Regions from separate parts of the Homo sapiens genome. Here region 2 is linked to region 1. A link is an interaction called in ENCODE POLR2A ChIA-PET data of the cell type or tissue named here. Cell type or tissue: OCI-LY7. All regions are shown on one strand. Each heading gives the region's core, and the rest is flanking DNA. Links, peaks and the distances in the headings are about the cores only.

Region 1 (2,922 bases), core at 261-2,760:
TTGTCTTGTTTTGTTTTTGAGACTGGGTCTCGCTCTGTCGCCCAGGCTGGAGTACAGTGGTGCAATCTCAGCTCACTGCAACCTCCACCTCCTGGGTTCAAGCAATTCTCATGCCTCAGCCACCCAAGTAGCTGGGATTACAGGCACCCGCCACCACACCTGGCTAATTTTTGTGTTCTTAGTAGAGGCAGGATTTCATCATGTTGGCCTAACTGGTCTCAAACTCCTGGCCTCATGTGATCCACCTGCCTCAGCCTCCCAAAGTGCTGGAATTACAGGCATGAGCCACTGTGCCTGGCCTGTTTTTTGTTTTTAATGAACCTGTTGCCTAGGCTAGGGTTCAGTGGAGTGATCACGGCTCACTGCAGCCTCAACTTCCTGGGCTCAAGTGATCCTCCTACCAGTATAAACATTTTTTCTAGATCATGTTCAAGATGCAACAGGATCTTTATTTTCCTATACAAGTCAAATATGATATGCGTGGGAATTAAATTTGTAAATTATATTTTTTGTTTTTTAAGACAGGTTCTCACTGTTGCCCAGGCTGAAGTGCGATCACAGCTCCCTGCAGCCTCAACCTCCCCAGGCTCAGGTGATCCTCTGACCTTAGCCTCTTGAGTAGCTAGGACCACACATGTGGTGGCATGCACCACCACACTTGGCTAATTTTTGTATTTTTTGTAGAGATGAGGTTTCACCATGTTGCCCAGGCTGGCCTCAAATTCCCGACCTCAAGCAATCCACCTGCCTCAGCCTCCCAAAGTGCTGGGATTACAGGTGCGAGGCATCATGCCTGACCTTTATGATTTTCTTGAATAAACATAGACATTGACACCCCCATCTTAAAACTTGAAACTTATTTGTCTCATCTGGGTTCCTTCTTCAGGAAACTGACCCTTAGGCAAAGGACTAAAATTCACCAGATCACTGCATCCGGCCAGTAAGACACCAGTCGCTTTATTCATTTTCCTTACCCTTCCCTAGTTCCTGTTTTCCCACACACAATTCCATCCCTTCTCAGCTACATAAACCCCCAATTTTAGTCCATTGAGGAGATGGATTTGAGACTTATCTCCCATTCTCCAGGATAACGTCACCTGAATAAAAAGCCTTCTTCCCTGGTGATACTCGTTTTCTCAGTGATTGGCTCTCTATGTGGTGAGTGATGGGACCCAGATGGAACCCATGGTGTTTCAGTAACACCTCTTCCACTCAGGTAAGTGGGTATCTTGGTTTTGGCAGAGTCTGGCTTGAGCGAGTCACAGTGTTATAGGAACTCAAGACAGACCTTCTGAGGGGATGAAGACAGGATGCCAAAGAGAAATAAAAATAAACATGTGTCTAGAACGTGTGCCCCTTATGTTGTAGCATCCCAGGGAGAGCTTGAAGGTGCAGGGCCAGGAAGGAGCTGCTCCTCAGCACAAAATGACTCCACACACAGAGGTTTGAAGAAGCCCCTTGCAGAACCTGGAGATGGTCCCCTGAGGCCAAGGCTTTTACAATCTGTAGTCTCAGCTTCCATCTCCAGGAAGTCGGCCTTGAGAACTTCCTGTTTTTCAGGAAGCTGGTTCAAAGAAGCTGGTTCTGGCCTCTTCAAGGAGAACTACAAACCACTGCTCAAAGAAACAAGAGAGGACACAAACAAATGGAAAAACATTCCATGCTCATGGATAGGAAGAATCAATATCATGAAAATGGCTGCATTGCCCAAAGTAATTTATAGATTTATAGAATGTGTCTATCCCCATCAAGCTACTATTAACTTTCTTCACAGAATTAGAAAAAACTACTTTAAATTTCATATGCAACCAAAAAAGAGCCCACATAGCCAAGACAACCCTAAGCAAAAAGAACAAAGCTGGAGGCATCACGCTACCTGACTTCAAACTACACTACGAGGATACAGTAACCAAAACAGCACAGTACTGTTACCAAAACAGATATATAGATCAATGGAACAGAACAGAGGCCTCAGAAATAACACCACACATCTATAACCATCTGATCTTTGACAAACCTGACAAAAACAAGCAATGGGGAAAGGATTCCCTATATAATAAATAGTGTTGTGAAAACTGGCTAGCCATATGCAGAAAACTGAAACTGGACCCCTTCCTTATACCTTACACAAAAATTAACTCAAGATGGATTAAAGACTTAAACCATAAAAACCCTAGAAGAAAACCTAGGCAATACCATTCAGGACATAGGCATGGGCAAAGACTTCATGACTGAAACACCAAAAGCAATGCCAACAAAAGCCAAAATTGACAAATGGGATCTAATTAAACTAAAGAGCTTCTGCACAGCAAAAGAAACTATCATCAGAGTGAACAGGCAACCTACAGAATGGGAGAAAAATTTTGCCATCTATCCATCTGACAAAGGGCTAATATCCAGAATCTACAAAGAACTGAAACAAATTTACAAGAAAAAACCCCATCAAAAAGTGGGCAAAGGATATGAACAGATGCTTCTCAAAAGAAGACATTTATGCAGCCAACAAACATATGAAAAAAGGGTCATCATCGCTGGTCATCGGAGAAATGCAAATCAAAATCACAATGAGATACCGTCTCATGCCAGTTAGAATGGTGATCATTAAAAAGTCAGGAAACAACAGATGCTGGAGAGGATGTGGAGAAACAGGAATGCTTTTACACTGTTGGTGGGACTGTAAACTAGCTCAACCATTGAGGAAGACAGTGTGGCTATTCCTCAAGGATCTAGAATCAGAAATACCATTTGACCCAGCAATTCCATTACTGGGTATATACCCAGAGGATTATAAATCATTCTACTGTAAGGACACGTGCACATATATGTTCATTGTGGCACTGTTCACAATAGCAAACCAACCCAAATGCCCATCAATGATAGACTGGACAGACTGGATAAAGAAAATGTGGCACATATACACCA
Region 2 (2,922 bases), core at 277-2,776, 52 kb before region 1:
AGTGCTATAAATTTCCCTCTACACACTGCTTTAAATGTGTCCTAGAGATTCTAGTATGTTGTGACTTTGTTCTCATTGGTTTCAAAGAACATCTTTATTTCTGCCTTCATTTTGTTATGTACCCAGTAGTGATTCAGGAGCGGGTTGTTCAGTTTCCATGTAGTTGATCGGTTTTGAGTGAGTTTCTTAGTCCTGAGTTCTAGTTTGATTGCACTGTGGTCTGAGAGACAGTTTGTTATAATTTCTGTACTTTTACATTTGCTGAGGAGTGTTTTACTTCCAACTATGTGGTCAGTTTTGGAATAGGTGTGTGGTGCTGAGAAGAATGTATATTCTGTTGATTTGGGGTGGAGAGTTCTGTAGATGTCTAAGAAGTATCTTTTAGTGTGCTCAGCAAGTCATGTTATTTTCTTTGATGTATTTCTTCTTTGAAGCTTTTAACCTCTTTGTTTATCTGTATTGCATCCTTTAAAGAATTCAATAAATTTCAAATTGACCATTTAAGGATATAAGCAAGAATACTCACTAAAAGTAGCTATAAGTGAAATATTGGTAAATAAAATTAAAAGGATCATTTATTCTATTAATATTATTTGCCCCAAGTAGTTAATGAGGTGTGTATTTTCCGTAAGACTGCATTGTTTGTTTTTTTCTAGGCCTAAGACAGTATAGCATGTGTGAGGGCCAAAAGTTTTGTCCTGTTACCTCTGACAAGATGGAGCAAAACTTAGAGGTCTAGAGGGTTGATTTAAGCTTCCAAAAACAAAAGAAAGAAAGAAAGAAAAAGAAAAGAAAAGAGAAAGAAGGAAGGAAGGAAAGAGGTTTTTTCTGTTTTTTTTTACCATTCCTAAGAACAACCATGTGTTTGTGTGTGAAGAATGGTTATTTAAGCAGGGAAAACATTATAGGTACACGTACAAATGATACCTGATTTACAAGTAAAAATATAATTGATGATGTAAATGTGAGTGCATTCACATTTAGGGGCAATAGGTCTGTTCATTGCCTCTCCCCACTTCCCACCCCAAAATACAGCTCTGGACATATGCATGATCAATATGCAAATATACACAGCATATTTACATTGGAAACAAATGTAGCTAGTTATAGAAAAATAGGTGGAGCTGTTTTAAGCATTCATTAAATCTCTCAGTGCAAGGGGATGAATTAAACTTTATAAGGCTGCTATAAAAAGAACTATTTTAGAATTTAAATATGGCTGTATAATGTAGTGCTTGTTACCATGTTCAATTTTAACACCCAAATCCAATCTCCAAAAAATACTCCAAATGAGGGTACCACATTAGGGAACCTGTGACTGTGCCCACCACACAAGCATTTTAAAATTGGGGCCTCAGCATGTCTCATTTTATACAGAATTAAAAGGAAATTCCTTGAATTTCCAAACATAATTCTGTGGTTTGACCAGTCTTAAGTAAATATGATGTTGAGTTAGGGTCCTGGTAGATAGGATTCTGTCAGCACATCCACGGGGTAGAAAGCCTGGTGCTTTCCACCTGTTACTGGTCTGCGCGGTCACAACCAAGAAGCCAGGTTTCTACAACTCATGTTCTTGTCTTTAATGATGTATCTTGGAGAAAGAATTAAAGTAGTGTAATATAAATGTTGAAATGTATGTTTAAAAATTAAAACACCAATGAGGGTCACATTTTCATGAAGAATGACTGGCACTGCTACTTACATGAGAAGTAATAATCAAAACCAGGCATATGAGAAGGGCAAGGAAAAGGTGCAGTTGTGTGCCAGACATTGTGCTAGGTACTTTACAGTGGGAGAGTGGGTGGCGGCTTTCAGCTGTGTAACTTGAAGAACCGAAAATTCCTCCTTGTCAAAAAAGTAAACAATATACACACACACACAGACACGCTTTTGTTCCCATTATTTTGTGTCAGTTTCATTTATTTTTGTTAAATATAGCTTCTCTTTATGGTTCTCTTTGAAAATGTGCATCCCTCTGGGAGAGATGACACATTAGGTGACAGTCACATTATGATGTGAGTCAAGGTATATGAACGTGTCAGGAAGGGGAAATAGGTCCCGGAATTAGCCAAATAGGGAGGGAGGGAGGCAACCAGATGCAAGCCGGATTTCCACTACTTTACAAAGCTGCTGTGCAGTCTTTTAGAGAGAGGCCCAACTCTAATTATTACACTCTCATGAACAGTGAGAAACTTGGAGATTTCTTTTGTATGTCCTTATCCCAAAAATAGGCATGGCTTTTTTTTTTTTTTTTTTTTTTTTTTTCAGTGAAAGAGGTTTGCAGCTGGACTGGGAGAATTAAGGTGAGAAAGGTCAACAGGTTACAGAGGCCAGTGCAACAGGGCTTGTTAGACGTAATCAAAGACCTGCTTAGGGAAGCTGCAGGAAGCAGAAGGTTGGGATTTCCACCTAGGGAGGTTATAGGGGCCCTCTGGCTAAAGGGAAGTTGGCTCAACTCTGAAAAGGTTTAAAATCCAGTTTAAAATTCTGATTAGGAAAATCCCACAATAAGCAGTTGGTCTTTTTAAATGTTTCCCCTCTCACAGGGCAAGATGCTTCTGCCTAATAGTTCAGCATCATTGGAAAGGACTTAGTGTGTTCGCAGATCACTTTGATAAGCGCTTCTGCCACCTCTTTTCTTTCCTCCTTTTTGTGCTTTAAGAACCTCCGTCATGAGATCGTTTTCTTCTTTCTGAGATTGGTCTCCCTAGGGAAGACCAGAATGACAATGTAGACTAAATTGTTGTCCAGAGTTGTCATTCATTTGTTGCTTTTGAACTTAGAGAGATGGAAGCCACTACATATTAATGCGTTGTTTTAATGTATAAGCCAACACCTCACACTTACTGAGCATAAAGTTTTTTGCCATGTATTTTCCCTTTTTTGCAGTAGTCTTAGCCCTCTGTCAAATTAACATGTTTG

Evidence for each region. Peaks named below come from ENCODE experiments on the same cell type or tissue, not always from the same donor. Only the 100,000 strongest peaks of a DNase experiment are listed, where the experiment ranks them.
Region 2: POLR2A ChIA-PET joins it to region 1 with 12 read pairs; 2 of 35 experiments call an interaction of 5 or more read pairs at or near these places.

Annotation. Positions count from the first base shown.
Region 1 is chr3:23,615,642-23,618,563 of GRCh38, forward strand. No RefSeq gene overlaps it. Among named protein-coding and RNA genes, the nearest start is that of UBE2E1, 190 kb to the right of the region's middle. In OCI-LY7, for the core only: no CTCF peak of the experiment used is centred there; a DNase peak (open chromatin) is centred at 1,530; H3K4me3 peaks cover 645 bases; H3K27ac peaks cover 1,310 bases.
Region 2 is chr3:23,563,207-23,566,128 of GRCh38, forward strand. All of the region lies in intron 5 of UBE2E2 (ubiquitin conjugating enzyme E2 E2), which reads left to right. Among named protein-coding and RNA genes, the nearest start is that of UBE2E1, 240 kb to the right of the region's middle. In OCI-LY7, for the core only: no CTCF peak of the experiment used is centred there; no DNase peak of the experiment used is centred there.